Linked DNA regions of Homo sapiens: region 1 is linked to region 2. Evidence: read pairs that join two places in POLR2A ChIA-PET (ENCODE). Cell type or tissue: A673. All regions are shown on one strand. Each heading gives the region's core, and the rest is flanking DNA. Links, peaks and the distances in the headings are about the cores only.

What was found. ChIA-PET counts read pairs that join two places held together with the same protein. Peaks named below come from ENCODE experiments on the same cell type or tissue, not always from the same donor. Only the 100,000 strongest peaks of a DNase experiment are listed, where the experiment ranks them.
Region 1: POLR2A ChIA-PET joins it to region 2 with 16 read pairs; 2 of 35 experiments call an interaction of 5 or more read pairs at or near these places.

Annotation. Positions count from the first base shown.
Region 1 is chr2:227,612,393-227,620,726 of GRCh38, reverse strand. SCYGR3 (small cysteine and glycine repeat containing 3) reads left to right here and starts at 5,887. Exons shown (of 1, transcript NM_001395404.1): 1 at 5,887-6,189. The coding sequence starts at 5,887. The coding sequence ends at 6,189. SCYGR4 (small cysteine and glycine repeat containing 4) reads right to left here and starts at 3,229. Exons shown (of 1, transcript NM_001395405.1): 1 at 2,912-3,229. The coding sequence starts at 3,229. The coding sequence ends at 2,912. It overlaps LOC729968 (spore coat protein SP96), which reads left to right and starts at 2,072. Exons shown (of 2, transcript NR_149019.1): 1 at 2,072-3,249; 2 at 3,503-3,736. It also overlaps the pseudogene SLC19A4P. In A673, for the core only: no CTCF peak of the experiment used is centred there; no DNase peak of the experiment used is centred there.
Region 2 is chr2:227,514,497-227,522,830 of GRCh38, reverse strand. It overlaps AGFG1 (ArfGAP with FG repeats 1), which reads right to left. Exons shown (of 13, transcript NM_004504.5): 3 at 2,768-2,883. Among named protein-coding and RNA genes, the nearest start is that of AGFG1, 47 kb to the right of the region's middle. In A673, for the core only: no CTCF peak of the experiment used is centred there; no DNase peak of the experiment used is centred there.

The sequences.
Region 1 (8,334 bases), core at 309-8,308, 98 kb before region 2:
GTGGGGAGATGGTTTCAGGATGATTCAAGCACATTACCCTTATTGTGCATTTTATTTCTATTATTATTACAATGTAATATATCATGAAATAATTGTACAACTCACCATAATGTAGAATCAGTGGGAGCCCTGAGCTTGTTTTCCTGCAAATAGATGGTCCCATCTGGGGGTGATGAGAGACAGTGACCGATCAACAGGCATTGGATTCTCATAAGGTATGTACAACCTAGATCCCTCACATGCGGAGTTCACAATAGGGTTTGTGCTCCTATGAGAAGCTAATGCTGTGGCTGCTGATCTGACAGGAGGCGGAGCTTGGGTGGTAATGTGATGGTAATGTGAACGATGGGGAGAGGTGTAAATACAGATGAAGCTTCGCTCACTTGCCCACCGCTCACCTCCTGCTGTGAGTCCTGGTCCGTGGCCTGGTGTTTGGGGACACCTGGTATAAGGGGTTAGCAGTTCAGAATCCACAGCCTGGGGCAGCAAGGACAGCAGGTTTATTCCAAGACGAAGGTGGCCCCACTCTGACACCTATCTTCAAAAGTGAGACTGGCTCTGATCCCCCACTCTCATGAGGTATTTGGCCTCTCTTGTATCCTACGCACGTCATGCCTGTGACCCAGAACCCAGCAAGCCCACAGCTCCAGCCCTGCATTTTATATTTTCAGTCTGTGATCCACAGAGATAGATGTCTTGTTTTTGAGTTCAGCTATGTTGTTATTTTATTTTTATATGTTATATACACATATCTATCCTGTGTATATAACACAAAAACAAACTTTCTTTTTCCTGTTTTGAGCAGAGGCCGCATCAATGTGTGAACACATGAAACCATCTTGATCCCAAATCTCCTTAGCCTGAAGTCTCTTCAGCAAACAGAACCATAGAATCTCAACAGTCAGAAAAAGTGTGGAAGCTAGAGAAAATAATCAACAAGAAAAAAGGAAGGGAAAGGAAAGAGCAACATGCTCTTCGTTAAATTGAAGCACTGAAAAAAAGACTTCCTCCTTCAAAGAAGTTTGAAAACCCCCTTCCCACCGGCTTTCTTTTATTAGGCCCTGATTTCATTTCTTGCTTTTACTAAAGGTAGTAAAGAAGACGGTGTCACTGGGAGAATTTTTCCACAATCGAATGTATTTGGTTTTAAAATGTTTCAACAAATATTAGCCAGGTACGGGGGCAGGCGCCTCTAATCCCAGCTACTCAGGAGGCTGAGGCAGGAGAATCGCTTGACCCTGGGAGGCGGAGGTTGCAGTGAGCCAAGATCACGCCATTGCACTCCAGCCTGAGCGACAAAGCAAGACTCTGTCTCAAAATAAATAAATAAATAAAAGGTTTCAAATGTCTTCCACGAAATGTTGCAGTGTATGGAAAAAAAGGAAAAGAAGAAAACCTCACACACAGGAGAAAGGGAGGAAGAAGAAAGAAGAATATGAAACATATGAATGAACGAAACCCAGCGAAACCCAGCTGAGCTTACCCCACCATTAAATTCCATATTTGTTCTTGATTGCAACACCTGAGCTTGGCATGTGGGTCTATCACTGAAGGGCTGTGTCGTCTTACATCAATAAAACAGGGGCCCCAGGCCGGGTCCTGTGGCTCATGCCTATAATCCCAGCACCTTGGGAGGCTGAGGCGGGTGGATCACTTGAGGTCAGTAGTTCGAGACCAGTCTGGCCAGCATGGCGAAACCTTGTCTGTACTAAAAATACAAAAATCAGCTGGGCGTGGTGGCTCATGCCTATAGTCCCAGCTACTCAGGAGGCTGAGGCAGGATAATCACTTGAACCCGGGAGGCAGAGGTTGCAGTGAGCCGAGATCACGCCACTACACTCCAGCCTGAGGAGCAGAGTGAGACTCTATCTCAAAAAAAAACAAAAACAAAAACAGGGACCCTGGATCTCCAGGGAGGAAGACACACTGCAGGCTTGTTCTGAGGCAACATAATGTGTCACTGAGCAAGGCTGGTCCCCAGAGGCCCGGCCACAGCTTCTTACATGATCCTTTGCTGCATTGCTGCCATAGCAAGTGTTTTTCATCTTTTTCCTTTTTTTTTTTTTTTGGTTATTGTTTAGTGTGTGTGTGTGTGTGTGTGTGTGTGTGTGTGTGTCAGGGTCTTGCTGGGTCCCCCAGACTGTAGTGCAGTGGCATGATCTCGGCTCACTGCAGCCTCAACCTCCTAGGCTCAAGTGATCCTCCTGCCCCAGCCTCCCGAGTAGCTGAGACTACAGGCACGCACCACCACACCTGGCTAATTTTTGTATTTTTTGTAGAGACGGGGGAACTCACCATGTTGCCCAGGTTGGTCTTGAACTCCTGGACTCTCCTGCCTTGGCCTCCTAAAGTGATGGGATTACAGGGATGAGCCAGGGCACAAGTGTTTCAAAGGCTTTGTTCCAAGATAAAAAAGATAAAACATCTCTCCAGTTTCTGAACAGACAAACCAGAATTCAGTGTGATCAAGTGGAAGAAAGGCAAAAAGAGAAGTTTTTATGGGCACTTAGTTTATTTTGTTAGGAAATTTGGACAATGTTATGTGATAACTAAGAACACAAAAGCAAAGAAACAAAAGAAGCATCGCATGCCGATGGGAAAAGTGGAACTAAGACGGAGCTGCATAGCCATGAGCATGTCCATCAGACCAAACACGAGGAGTTGTGATTTCATTTCCCTGAGGTCAGTGACCTGGACAGTTTCACAGCTGCTGTGCTGTTCTCATATTTTTCCATGAGATCGTTCCTATTAGTTTGGAAGCTTTTCAGACGGAAAGACATGAAACACCAAAGAAAAACAGCAACAGAGTTCAAGACCACAGAGGAGGGGGAGACCAGACAGGATGGGAAGGATGGGAGTCTTACCTACAGGGCAGATACCTGCAGCCCCTGCCCAGAGGCCGGGGGCCCGCCTAGCAGCAGCATTGCTTCTGGCAGCAGCATTTCTGTTGGCAACAGCCCTTCCCATAGCCACAGCCACACGAGCCGCAGGTGCGGCGGCAGCAGCAGATCACGGGAGTGCTGCAGCAGCCTCCACAGCAGCCGCGGCAGCAGGGGCAGCAGCTGGAGCAGCAGCCCACCCGGTAGCACCTGCAGGTGGTGCAGCTGCCACAGCCACCACCACAGCCACCACCGCAGCCACCACCGCAGCCACCACTGCAGCCACCACCACAGCCACCACCGCAGCGGCCACCACAGCCACCACAACTTCCACAACCACAGCAACCCATGGTGTCAGTAGAGGACTCAGGTGAAGTGAGCAGAGAGGACTCAGGAGAGGTGAGGAGGTCTGATGCCTCCTTCTGCTGGGGGACACCCTTATGTACCATCTTGGGGAAAGGAAGAGGGAGTGACCCAGGACACATGACCAGTGGTCACTTCCTTGTTGTTGCTACTGCAGTTTCCATGATAAGGTTATCTAGGACTATTCCTTGTTTACATCCTTATGGACTATATTTGACCCAAAACATTTGCTAATTTTCACTTGTCTCTGTTAAAACCAGATTAAAAGCAAGCCAAGAGATGCTAACATGTAGGAGAGGATCTTCATTTACTCAGAAACCACTTGAATCCTTGAGACTTCGGGTTAAGCCGGAACCCAAGGTGGCTGCCAGCTGCTTTTCCATCTCTCTGCCATGGCTTCTCTCCAGGAAATCACCCTGCTTTCATGGAAATTCCCGAGATGCAAAAGAGTAAATAAGAGCATCCAAATAAAACATGTCATTTTTGCAAAAATGCTCACTTGCCAACTATATTTCTGAAGGGATCTTTATAGTAAATGACTCTTTTTTCTGTTTTGTTTCCGCTCACAATTGTCTATGATAAGGCTTGAAGCAACACTCCCTTCCCTTCTCACTCCGTCCTGCCTCCCAGAGTGCTGACATTCACACCCATGTGTAGATTTCCATATGCGTATTCCCTGGTTAGTTTCTCCATGGGGTGCCTCCAGCTCAGACTCTCCTGCGGACTACAAAATCCATCAATAGCCACTCTCCATTCCACCTTCTCCCCTTGGAGTTTCAGGGACACCTCCAATGTCACATGCTCCAGACTCAAGTCATAATTCTCCCTGCCTGATCACCAACTAGCCACCAAAATAAAACTGTGTGTTCCCTCCACTGCTCCGTATCCATCAAGATATGAATCCATGTTAAAAATTATCTTTGAATCTTTCTTTTCTCTTAGTTCCATTTCTAGTCTTTCACCAAATTCTGTTGCTTCTGCCTCGTTAATAACTTCAAACCTATTCACGTCTCTCTAGCTCCACTGTCCCCGCGACCCCAGTTCAAGCAACTCCCTGACAAGTTGAAAATGCTCTGTTTAGTCCATATACCACAGAGACAGCTTGAGGTCATTAATAAACAACTCTAATCAGCCACAGGGACGTGGCAGCACTTTCTCTTGCTCAAATTTCTGAAGAACAATTTTACCAAGTTGGGAAAACAGGCTTTGGGCAGCGAGCCTGTTACAAAATGAGTTGGAGGATGATCTCGTCTGCAGCAGAGATGCTGACTGCTGTCTGCTGAGCACTGACTGATCGCCAGAAGCCTCTACCTCAGCATGCATGGAGAAGACCCTGCTTGCACTCATATTTTTCTTGCCTTTTTTACAGGCTTCTTGTTGGTCACAAATTCTCACACTCCACCATGATCCACAGCCACAGGCTTCTCCTTGGAGCCATAAACTCCTTTCCTCCCCATGCTGGGCCTTCATTCAGCTCAGCAAGCTTCTCTGACCTCTGGACCATGTGTCCCTCGATGTTCCCACCCTGCGCTCTCCCAATAGCCCAAGAGCCTGCTCTCTAGGGAGCCCAGGCCAGGCTATTTAGCACAGACTTTTTTCTCTCAGCCATCAATTGACATCACCTAATCAAGGACAAAAATGAATTCCTGGCCGGGCGCAGTGCCTCGTGCCTGTAATCCCAGCACTTTGGGAGGCCAAGGCAGGAGGATTGCTTGAACTCAGGAGTTCGAGACCAGCCTGGCCAACATGGTGAAACTCTGTCTCTACTAAAAATACAAAAATCAGCCAGGCATGGTGGCACATGCCTGTAATCCCAGCTACTCGGGAGGCTGAGGCAGGAGAATCGCTTAAAACCGGGAGGTGGAGTTTACAGTGAACCAGACCAAGAATTACATCACCAAAATGCAGACTCCTAAGAGGATTGATTTCTGCTTTTGAAATAATCATTAAGACCTGGTGTGCAGAAGACAAATCACAATGATGTGCTTCAAATGAGGAGGGAGGGAGCAGCCCCAGTGCCTTCACTGGTCAATAAATGGGATGATGGCATCTGACTTTGGCAGTGACCTTTGAATCTGTGGCCATTTACACCTCCCAGCTTGCGTTGTTACTTACTATTGCAAGCCCTTTGAAGTCAGGGACTGTGCCTTCAATATCACTGTACCTATCGCTGAGAAGCTCTCAGATTGTTCAGTGCAGGGACTGCCTGGTGCTGTGTGGGGTTTGTAAGCCCTGCTAACAACTCATGGACCTATGCACATGGCGCGTATTCCCAGGGCATCTTAGGAAGAAGGAGAAGGCTGTCATTACTAAGGACAGCCTCACCACACGTCAGCTCCCAGAATGCTTCCCTAGAACTTTTAGGCCTTTTTAACTTATACTGGCATATAGTTTTATGAAAAAAATAAACAAAACCAAAAATGTAGTGAAGACAAAGATGTCTGAAAGGAAAGTCAATATGAGATGGAGGGATTCTTCCATGTACATCAAGTCAAATGACAACAAGGAAGTGGTCATGTGCCTTCCCTCTCCTGTCTCCAGAGTTGGTATATAAGGGCCTCCCCCAGGAGAAGGAGGCATCAGACCTCCTCACCTCTCCTGAGTCCTCCTTCTTCACTTCATCCGCATCCTCTCTACTGACACCATGGGCTGCTGTGGTTGTGGAAGTTGTGGTGGCTGTGGTGGTGGCTGTGGTGGCTGCGGTGGTGGCTGCGGTGGTGGCTGCGGTGGTGGCTGTGGTGGTGTCTGTGGCAGCTGCACCACCTGCAGGTGCTACCGGGTGGGCTGCTGCTCCAGCTGCTGCCCCTGCTGCCGCGGCTGCTGTGGAGGCTGTTGCAGCACACCTGTGATCTGCTGCTGCCGCCGCACCTGCCGCTCATGTGGCTGTGGCTGTAGGAAGGGCTGTTGCCAGCAGAAGTGCTGCTGCCAGAAGCAATGCTGCTGTTAGGTAGGGCCCTCAGCCTCTGGCAGCTGCTGCAGGTAACTGCTGTAGGTAAGCTTTCCCCTTCTGGCTGCCACTGACTAATAGGACACAAGCATGACCTGAACCTGTCACCTGCCCGTGAGTATTTCACATTTCTATAGTTTTTTTGTGATTCTGCCTGCATTTAATCATCATCACCAACAAAAATAACAACCATGCAGCCTTCTATGTTGATTACAACTCAAGTCATGACCTCAACAAAATGGAGTGAAGATAGTTAGACCTTGAAATGCCTCTAAGGTTGCCTTCATTTCTGTGCTGTTTTTACCGCTGCCTGGGTATATTTGTATACACAAAGCAACACTTATCTTAATAAATTATACTAAATCATTCTCAAAGAGCTATCTCTTTTGTTCTTTCCAGTCTCTAAACTGTCTGTCCATGGGGAAAAATGAGTTTTATCCCAAAAGATAAATCAAAGAATAAAAAACTAGATGAATTCTTTACACTAGACACATAGATTCGTGGATGATTAATTCACTGTGGGTTTGTAAAGAAGGAAGGGACTTGGGGGGCACATACTCAGCCTGATACTTCATTATCATAAACCAAAACTTTCCCCAAATCTCTCTCTTGATAGAGTCTTAGAAACAGAAGTCTGGACTCATAAATACCTGTTCAGACTCCAAATGGTCATATGATCATTCAGGAGCCTGACCACTTTTGGGCAATGATGAAATTTGGCTCTTAGCCATGTTAGGTATCATGGAAGTCTGTGGTATCAACCACTTCAAACTACAAAATTAGCTTTCAGTTGTAATGTGAGACTATCAGCATTAGAATCAAAATAATGATACACCCTACTGAGAGTGTCCCCATGCACAATAAAAAATGTCCCCAAACACCCATTTTGCTAATTTTTCATAGAGATTCCCTGATCCTTTTCTTTGCAGACTTCAGATTCTTGATTTATTGTGGCTAGTTTAGCAGCAAAGTGAGAAGGAAACAAGGCAGAGAGCGGGGAATCCCAGCTTGGGTGAGCAGTGGGGCGGGGGCTGAGGGAAGCCAAGCTCCTTGGGTGTGTCTCCCGGAGAAGCTGGTTCTTGCACCAGCCCCACGAGGACCACTTAGGGTGTGTCCTTGTTACTCTAAGCACAGTTTGGCTCTGGACAGAAGCTTAAACAGGTTGAACTGACCAAATGAATGTTATAACCAAAGGGAACATGAGTCAAATAACCATGTCAAATAAGATTTCCAAAGAGGGGAAGATGCTGTCACAGAAAGACAGTTTTCCTTCCACCTTGAAATTCAGAAGAGAGGGTTTGGAGGCAGGTGCGAGATGAGCCCTCTGAAGTCTAAGTTGACAAGGTGGTTTTGGGCACTCATCTGGCTCTGTCTCTATTCCCTTTCCAGCTCCAACAGCCCTGAGCCTCTAATACCCTCAGGCTACCCAAAGGCCCTTACTTACTCTCAGCCTTTAGGAATTACCTCTGGGGCTCCACCCTCTCACTCATTCTTCCCTCCCAGGCTTCACCTGTAGAACTGCCCCCTCCCTTGTGATGGTTCTCAGCTGGAAGAGCGGGGTCAGGAGAGAAGTGCCAGTTCATCCATCTTACGCTAAGGCAAGTGGCATCCGCTTTTCCCCACTGAGGGAGGACCCCTCAAGTCGCTTTTCCCAGTAATGTTGACCAACCTAATGGGCAGAATTCTGGGACATGTGGTTTTTCCAGCCACCAAGACCCAACACTTCTTAGGCACTTGCTCCTCCTGTCCCACTCGCTGAAAATGTGAGTTTGTTTCCAGTCAGCGTAAATAGAAGATGTGGCTGTCTGCCAGGATTTGCTGGGTCTCAATACTCATGTTGACATAGATTTGTGAAAAAAGAACCCAGGTGGCCTGGTATGGGGTTTGTGTTGTGTGTGTATATATGTACATATATTATGAGATAGTCAGATGGTCTGTCAGGCGCGGCCACAAGAAGAGGCAAAGGCGGCTGGGCACGGTGGCTCATGCTTGTAATCGTAGCACTTTGTGAGGCCGAGGTGGTTGGATCACCTGAGGTCAGTAGTTCAAGACCAGCCTGACCAATATGGTGAAACCCCAACTCTACTAAAAATATATATACAAAAATTAGCTGGGCACAGTGGCATGTGCCTGTAGTCCCAACTA
Region 2 (8,334 bases), core at 231-8,230:
TAATGTCCAAACATAGGCAATCCTGACCTCTAGGTGTGGGATTATGTGAGAGCTTTTGCTCTTTGTAATTCTGGGTTTTGTCCTACCCTCCTTCTTATTCCCCATATGAAGTAGGTGAGGAAAGAAGGAAAACCATGCTTAAGAGCACCTGTTCCAGAGACAAGAGTTCAAATCCCAGCTCTACCACTAAATGGCTGTGAAACCTTGGGCAAACTATTAATACTTCAACTCTTTGTGCTTCCATTTTTTTCATTTATAAAATGGAGAGGCAGAGTTGCCTAGGTTTAAACAAGTTAACATTTGTAAAGCACTGAGAACAATTCCTGGTATACGTGTTAACTAAGTGTTCACTGTCACTAAACTACATAATAATCACAAACAACTGCTTTCAAGTAAATGGGAGAGATAAAAGATGTATGAGAATGAATACAAGAAGTTATATTTTCCCATAATTTAGCATACTACTAATACAAATTCTTCAGTATAGCCAAGTCTTATCAAAGGATAAAATCAAATGATAGTTATTGGTTCAAAAGACTCACCTGGCAAAGTAATATGCTACCATATTTTTACTATCAACCCACCTTCTAGGATTTTCTTCTTTCCTGAACTTAAATTTTACTGGTGTATTTTAATCTATTTTCATACCTGATGTCTTCTAGTATAACACAGAAAGTGATTTTGAGAACTGGTCAAAAGAACAGTTTCAAAATCCCTTTGGATAACACCATCATCACTGTTTTAAGTATAGTTACAGTGAGTATTTTTAGAGATGCTGCATCTGGATAGTGCTTATTCCATGTTAGAAACCAATTTCACTGCTTGCTAGCTGTATGTTACAGGTGTGCAGCAGTCTGGATTAAAAACATACAGGTCCTGGCCCTCTTAATGATGGTCACCTGTCCCACCACTTGAAGTCTCTATTTGTATAACTCTTATTATCCTGTTTCTCAGGAAAGAAAAAAAATAACATAAACTGTAATTATTTGAGGTTTCTAGGTATTTGCGTTATAGTTTGAATGAATAATACATTACTGTTATAAATGTGGGGGTAAGGATCTATGATTTTAATTCTACCAACTGTTACTCACACTCACTTTTCTGTTGATAGCTAGAGCTGACCATAAACTAATCCCTAACCAAACTCACTTTCTGAATTGGTAAAAGTAACACGGCTGAGAAAACAAAACTAGGTTAGGGCTATGTAAGGAGAACAGTCTTTCCTACAGGGTAGAATGTCTAGGAAATTCAGAACCAAAATGATAAAAGGATAATTATACCTTTCATTTTAAAAGAATCATTTATGCTACCATATTTTTACTACCAACCCACCTTCTAGTATTTTCTTCTTTCCTGAACTTAAATTTTACTGGTGTATTTTAATCTATTTTCATACTTGATGTCTTCTAGTACAGCTGAATATAGCCCTGACTAATCTTGCCTTGCAAAAAGTAGTCTATTTTAGGCCGGGCACAGTGGCTCACAACTGTAATCCCAGCACTTTGGGAGGCTGAGGCAGGTGGATCACCTGAGGTCAGGAGTTCAAGACCAGCCTGGCCAACATGGCGAAACCCTGTCTCTACTAAAAATGCAAAAAATTAGCCAGGCGTGGTGGTGGGTGCCTGTAATCCCAGCTACTTGGGAGGCTGAGGCATGAGAATTGCTTGAACCCAGGAGGCGGGGGTTGCAGTGAGCCGAGATCGCACCATTGCACTCCAGCCTAGGTGACAAAAGCAAAACTCAGTCTCCAAAAAAAAAAGAAAAATGTAGTCTATTTTGGAAAGTAGTAAGAATACAAATTTTGATAGAGCATGCAAGTCAGAGCTAATGTGCTCCTGAATGAAGGTAAAGACCTCTGCTGTAAACCACAACAAATGTTCCCTCAGGACCAAAACAGGCTCTGAACAGATTCTCTTGGGTTGAAACAGAGTTCCTCAAGCAAACAAGAAGCTCGTTACTTCCCCATTATTTATTCCCTCTATTTTGACTCTCTGCCCCATCTTGTTAACCTCCCAAGATGAAAGTATCCACTATGCAATACTATTAAAGAAATAACCAAAAGTTCATAGTTAATGAGTCTTAGTAACTTAAATTGTGCTCATATAGCTAAAAATGAAGAACCCTCAGTAGCTGAACACTAGCTTTATAGATATAGTCCCTATTCCATAGCAAGGGGCTTACTAGCTATATGTACAACCTGTTGGAATTAATTTTTAAAAATTAACATCTGATAGATTTAGTTAGGGAAAAGTAAATGCTCCCTTCTTAACCAGAAAGTAAACTGATTTCTTAGGTCAAAAGAAAAAATATTTTGAGCAAAGGCTACAACAGACAATTAAGTAGATGGATTACTACACCAGAGCTTTAGCATAGTGCCTAGTATACAGAAGATGAAACTCAATAAATTAAAAAAAGATATGACTCAGTAAATACTTGCTAAATTAATGATTTTTAAGAACGGAGGCTTTGTAGGGCAAAACATATTTAAAGAAGCTAACAGAGATAGGGAATGATTAGAAGGAAGAATCCCTAACTTTCCTGGTAATTATTACAACAAAAAGCCTGCTGCCAGGAACAGATGAGTTAAGATAAAGTAGAAGTAAAGGTTTTCAGAAACCAAACCAACAAAAAGCCAAGGGATAATGAATTATATACCTATCTAGTTCTCACTGTCTGTCTTTTATCCTTCATTGTGTCAGACTAACCTTACCCATAGTTAATATGTGATTTGGGGAGGCTTTATTCTACATACAAACTCTTCACTCACCATCTTTTCTTTTCATACTTTTCTTGTAGAAACTCTTTCACTTTTTGTGGATCCCTGAAGTCTGGAATTGCTGAAGATCTATCATCAAATAATCCTAGCCAAATCTGTTTACAGACCTTTGGAAAGAATTAAAAAAATATATGTTAAATTCAACATCTTCACTTAATGAAATTTTAAGGGGATACTATGATTCTTTCAGGAAGCTAATCTACATAATAATTTTAATAATATGCTTTCAATGAGGATACTAATAAACAGGAACTAAATTTATTTTTAATATGTTGCAGTATGCAGTAAAATTTTAGCAACAAAATCATTAAAAAGGGGAAATGAAGAGTGAAGTGGGATTTCAGAGGACCTGGGGTCTTTTCAGTCTTGGCATAATCATAAACTTCACCATTAGCAAAGTCATGTAACCTGCTCAGTTCCCTTACAAAACAAAGGAACTGAACCAATGGCTATTTCACAGGCCCTTTAGCAAGTCTAAAAAACCAAAAAGAACAAACAAAAATACTAGAATCATAAACACTTTAAAATTGTAACAATAAACACAAATATAAGGCAAACACACTATTAGCTTTATAGCTGTCTCCTATGCATTTTTGGTCCAATAGCTAAAAAATGAGAATCTGAGATATTTAACTTTCAGAAAAACCAAAAGAGAAATGAAATAAAATAGCACAAAAAGAACTATAAAGAGAAAAACTGATAAAGCAGACTTCATCAAAATAAAAAACTATTCTTCAAAAAAACTTAAAAAGTACAAAAATCAAGACACCAACTGATCAAAAGTATTTGTAAAATGTATAAGAACTTGAAACTGGAATATATAAAGAATTCCTACAACTCAATTATAAAAGACAGATAACCCAACACTTGTTTTGGTTTTTGTTTGTTTGAGAAAAGGTCTGTCTCTATCACCCAGGATGGAGTGCAGTGGTGCAATCTCAGCTTATTGCCTCCCAGGCTCAAGCCATCCTCCCACTTCAGCCTCCTGAGTAAGCTGGGACTACAGGAGTGCAGCACCACAGGTGGCTAATTTTTTGTATTTTTTGTAGAGATGGTGTTTCACCATGTTGCCCAGGCTGGTCTCGAACTCATGAGCTCAAGCGATCTGCCCGCCTCAGCCTCCCAAAGTGCTGGGATTACAGGCGCGAGCCACCATGCCCAGCCAACACTTGTTTAAAGCGGGGGCAAAAGGTCTGAACAAACACTTCACCAAAGATATCAGCAGCCCACTATCATTAGTCATGCATAAAATGCAAATTAAAATGACACTGAGGCCGGGTGCAGGCGGATCACCTGAGGTCAGGAGTTCGGGACTAGACTGGCCAAAATGGTGAAACCCCATCTCTACTAAAAATACAAAAAAATTAGCCAGGCGTAGTGGTGCATGCCTGTAATCCCAGCTACTCAGGAGGCTGAGTCAGAAGAATGGCTTGAACCCAGGAAGGGGAGGTTGCAGTGAGCCAAGATCATGTCATTGCACTCCAGCCTGGGCGACAAGAGCAAAACTCTGTCTTTAAAAAAAAAAAAAAAAAAAAAAAGACACTGAGACTCCACAAGACAGACATGCATATACTACTAGAAAAGCCGAAAACAAAGTGTGACTGCATCATGTGTTGGTAACAATGTGGAACAACCGGAATTCTTTAGAATGTAAAATGGTGTAAGCACTTTGGAAAACATTTGGCAGTTTCTCAAGAGTTAAACATAGACCTAGCATATGATGTAGCCATTCTACTTCTAGGTATTTATTCAAGAAAAATAAAAGCACTTTTCCACACTCAGACTGTACATAAATATTTGTAGCAGCTTTACTGATAATAACCCCAAACTGGAAATCACCCAATTGTTCATAAACAAGTGAATAAACAAATGGGAGAATATCCAAAGAAGAACATTATTCAGCAATTAAAAGGAGAAAACCATTAATACAAGAAACATGAATAAACCTCAAGATTATGCTGAAAGAAACATGTGCACCCCCCCACCAAAACGTATATACTGCATATTTCCATTCATTTAAATTTTTAATGTAAACCAGTCTACAGCGATGAAAAGCAGATCAGTGGATTCATTACAAAGGGTTGCACAATGAAAATATATGCTATCTTGTTATTGTGGTAGTGGTTTCATGATACATACAAATGTCAAAACTCATCAAATTGTACACTTTAAGTATGTACACGTTATCAGTTTAAATATCCAAGTTATCAACTATTCCTCAGCAAAATTATCAAAAACAAGTCCACGAGTTTCCAAAATACATTATTCTAAAGAATAAGCAATTACGACACTATGAAAAGAGCATAGTATCTGGTTTCAAAAACCCTGACAAGTATTTAAGAAATCAGGGAAGGAAAAGCGTACTTCTCAATCTTACCTGCTCACTGAACTGGGTATGGGAGAAATAAGAGAAAGGTTAGGAGAAAGGACTTGCCCTTCTCCTTTCCTATCATGTCCCCAAATCTGTTTCAAAACATTTCTTGTGGGTCGGGCGTGGTGGCTCACGCCTGTAATCCCAGCACTATGGGAGGCCAAGGCAGGCGGATCATGAGGTCAGGAGATCGAGACCATCATGGCCAACATGGTGAAACCCCACCTCTACTAAAAATACAGAAAAAACAAATAGCTGGGCATGGTGGCGCATGCCTGTAACCCCAGCTACTCCAGAAGCTGAAGCAGGAGAATCGCTTGAACCCGGGAGTCAGAGGTTGCAGTGAGCCGAGATTGCGCCACTGCACTCCAGCCTGATGACAGAGTGAGACTCCGTGTCTGTCTGTCTATATATATATTTCTTGTGGTTCCTTCCTATTCCAGGCTCAGTACAGATACTATAAAGTCATTTAGGAAGTGACAGTTAAAACGAGTGAGAACTAGAGTAAGGCACAATCCATTATGAAAACATTTCACTGGCAACGCCTGAGAAGTACAGACATCCAGGAACATTAGTACAACTTACTGCCAGAAATACTACAGACCTTTAAGAGACCCAGCTTGTCCAATATTTAGCCACTTACAAAGAACTACATGGGACTCTCCTCAGGCAGAAACCTAACTAATGATTCTCCCAAAATGTAATTCTTTAAGATTTTTAAAGATTTATCAGTTACATTCATAAAGGGAGGCCTGGAAGTTTTTCATTCTTCTATTTTAAAACTTCCCAAATGAGAAAACAAGAGACAGGGTAGTTATTTACCCAAAGCCATGAAACTATTGACTGTATTTGATGGACACTTTACTATATTCCAAAACCTCTGCCACATACCACTTTTAAAACTAAAATCAATAAATGAATAAATAATAAGCATACAAATAAATAAATAAAATGAAGCAGATGGGCTAAGGGCAGACAGATCATAGAGCTGCCATCTTGGCACTCGTAACGCAAAGCAAAGATGGAGTGCTTGATGATAAACTATTTGACATAAGCAGCCTGCAGGATTCCCTCAAAATTGTTTACTAACTGCTGTGGTTCTGTTCCTGCTCTCTGGAAGGTCACACTGCTAGAGAAAAAAGTCATTAAAAATAGCTGCTTGAGTCCTCTACAAATTCAAACTGTCTCACTGTCAAAGTCCCTCAAAGTTATTAATCGGCTCTAATTTCCTATTATATTGCCCCACAGCAGCTATTTCCTATATTTATAGATCAAAATCCTAACCAATCTTAACACTCTTGACAGTTGAATTCTTACTCAAGTGAAGTAACTCTCAATATGTGATTCCCAGTTCCGTAAATCAGCAAGCAACATCAGTGTCAACTAAGAACTTGTTGGAAATGCAAATTTTCAGGAGCAACCCAAGACATGTGAAATCAGTCCCTCTAGGTAGAACCCAGCAATCTGTTTTATCAAGTCCTCCAGGTTATTCTGAAGTGGGCTAAAGTTTGAAAACCAATGCTTTAGTAACATCTAGGCCACCAGATGGAAACTTACTTTCTACCTGTAATTTTATTCATCTTTCCTTGCCTCTGTATCAGAACACCAGAGAGAGAGGGAAAGAGAGATTCAAACTATACACAGCTTTCAGCATCTCCCAAATTTAGCCAGTAAGCCTATTACGGGGTAAGATTCATTTAACACAGACAGTGTTTCAGTGACACACCTGGGAAAACATCAATCTCTAATTCCTTATGACCTACTCACAGTTTAGTCCCTGAAAGGTTGCATTCTGCTCCCAACATTCTACTAACATTGCTATTTCAGGCATCTAGATTTGCTGATAGAGTATAAAGTCTCTTTTCTGCTTGTTTTGGTTTTTTACTAAAATAAACACCATCAACTGAAAAAAGGGGGTTTCAAGGTTGGGAAAAAAGGGAGAGAATGAACTAACTAGGAAGCACTGAAGACTTGTGGCCATCAATATATAAAGTGAAACTAGTCCGAAGGCTTTTTTTCTCCAGCTTTATCTGGCTATTTAGGTAAAAGTAGGTAGAATATTGGTTTAATCAAGCAGAATATGACAGAAGTTGGAAAAAGGTGATTATATTAACAGACCATGGAATCTAAGCTAAGAAAAATAAAGACATCAGGAGGAAGACGGATAACAAAGGGATTTAGTGAAATGAAGGAATAGAGATGCTGATGATTGTCCCAAAATTGTTGGCTCCAGTATTAGAGTAAGCCAGGAAGAGAGAATCAGTGGTGGTCAGAGAGCTGGATGCTTGAAACTGAAATCTGGGAGGTGATACAGTTATCAATCAATAAAAGGTCTAAAGTAGTATGAAGGATCACTGGAGGTCAAGGAATTCAGAGGGCCATGCAGATATCTACGTGGATACTGGAATTGCCAAAATGATTAACACTAGTGAGAATAAAAACAGTACCTAAAATGAATGAGGGGGCTGAATACGATGGCTCACTCCTGTAATCCCAGCACTTTGCGAGGCCCAAACGGATGGATTGCTTGAGCCCAGGAATTCAAGACCAGCCTGGGCAACATGGCAAAATACAGTCTCTACAAAAAATATAAAAATTCACTGAGCATGGTGGTGCATGTGTAGTCCCAGCTACTCGGGAGGCTGAGGTGAGAGAATCACCTGAGCCTGGCAAGTAGAGGTTGCAGTCACCCTTGATCATACCACTCTACTCCATCCTGGGTGTCATACAGTGAGACCCTGTCTCTAAATAAATAAATAAATACTGAATGAGGGAGACCGACTGGTATGACTGCAACAAGAAGATGCAGCAAGTGATAAAATCTATTGACATTAAAAGTGGGGGTGAGGGGCTAAAAACAGCACTGAGGAGCAAGAATGACACCTAAAACAAGGAATTATATGCAACAATGGAATTGGTTTTGATGGTCTCTTTTGGGGGAGGTGAATAATCAATTCTAATTGTAGAATAATGTGATGGTTATGGTAGTTAATGAGCTTGGACAAGGGAATCAGACTGCATGAGTTTGAATTCCAACTCTGTATGCTGCTATTTGACTTGAGCAAGTTAACATTTATCTGTAAAATGCAAATAATAATATAACCTATTTCATAGGGAGGTTTAGAGTTAAGTAAATTAATATATGTTTTGTACTGGGAACAGGTATATAAACTTTAAATAGTATTAG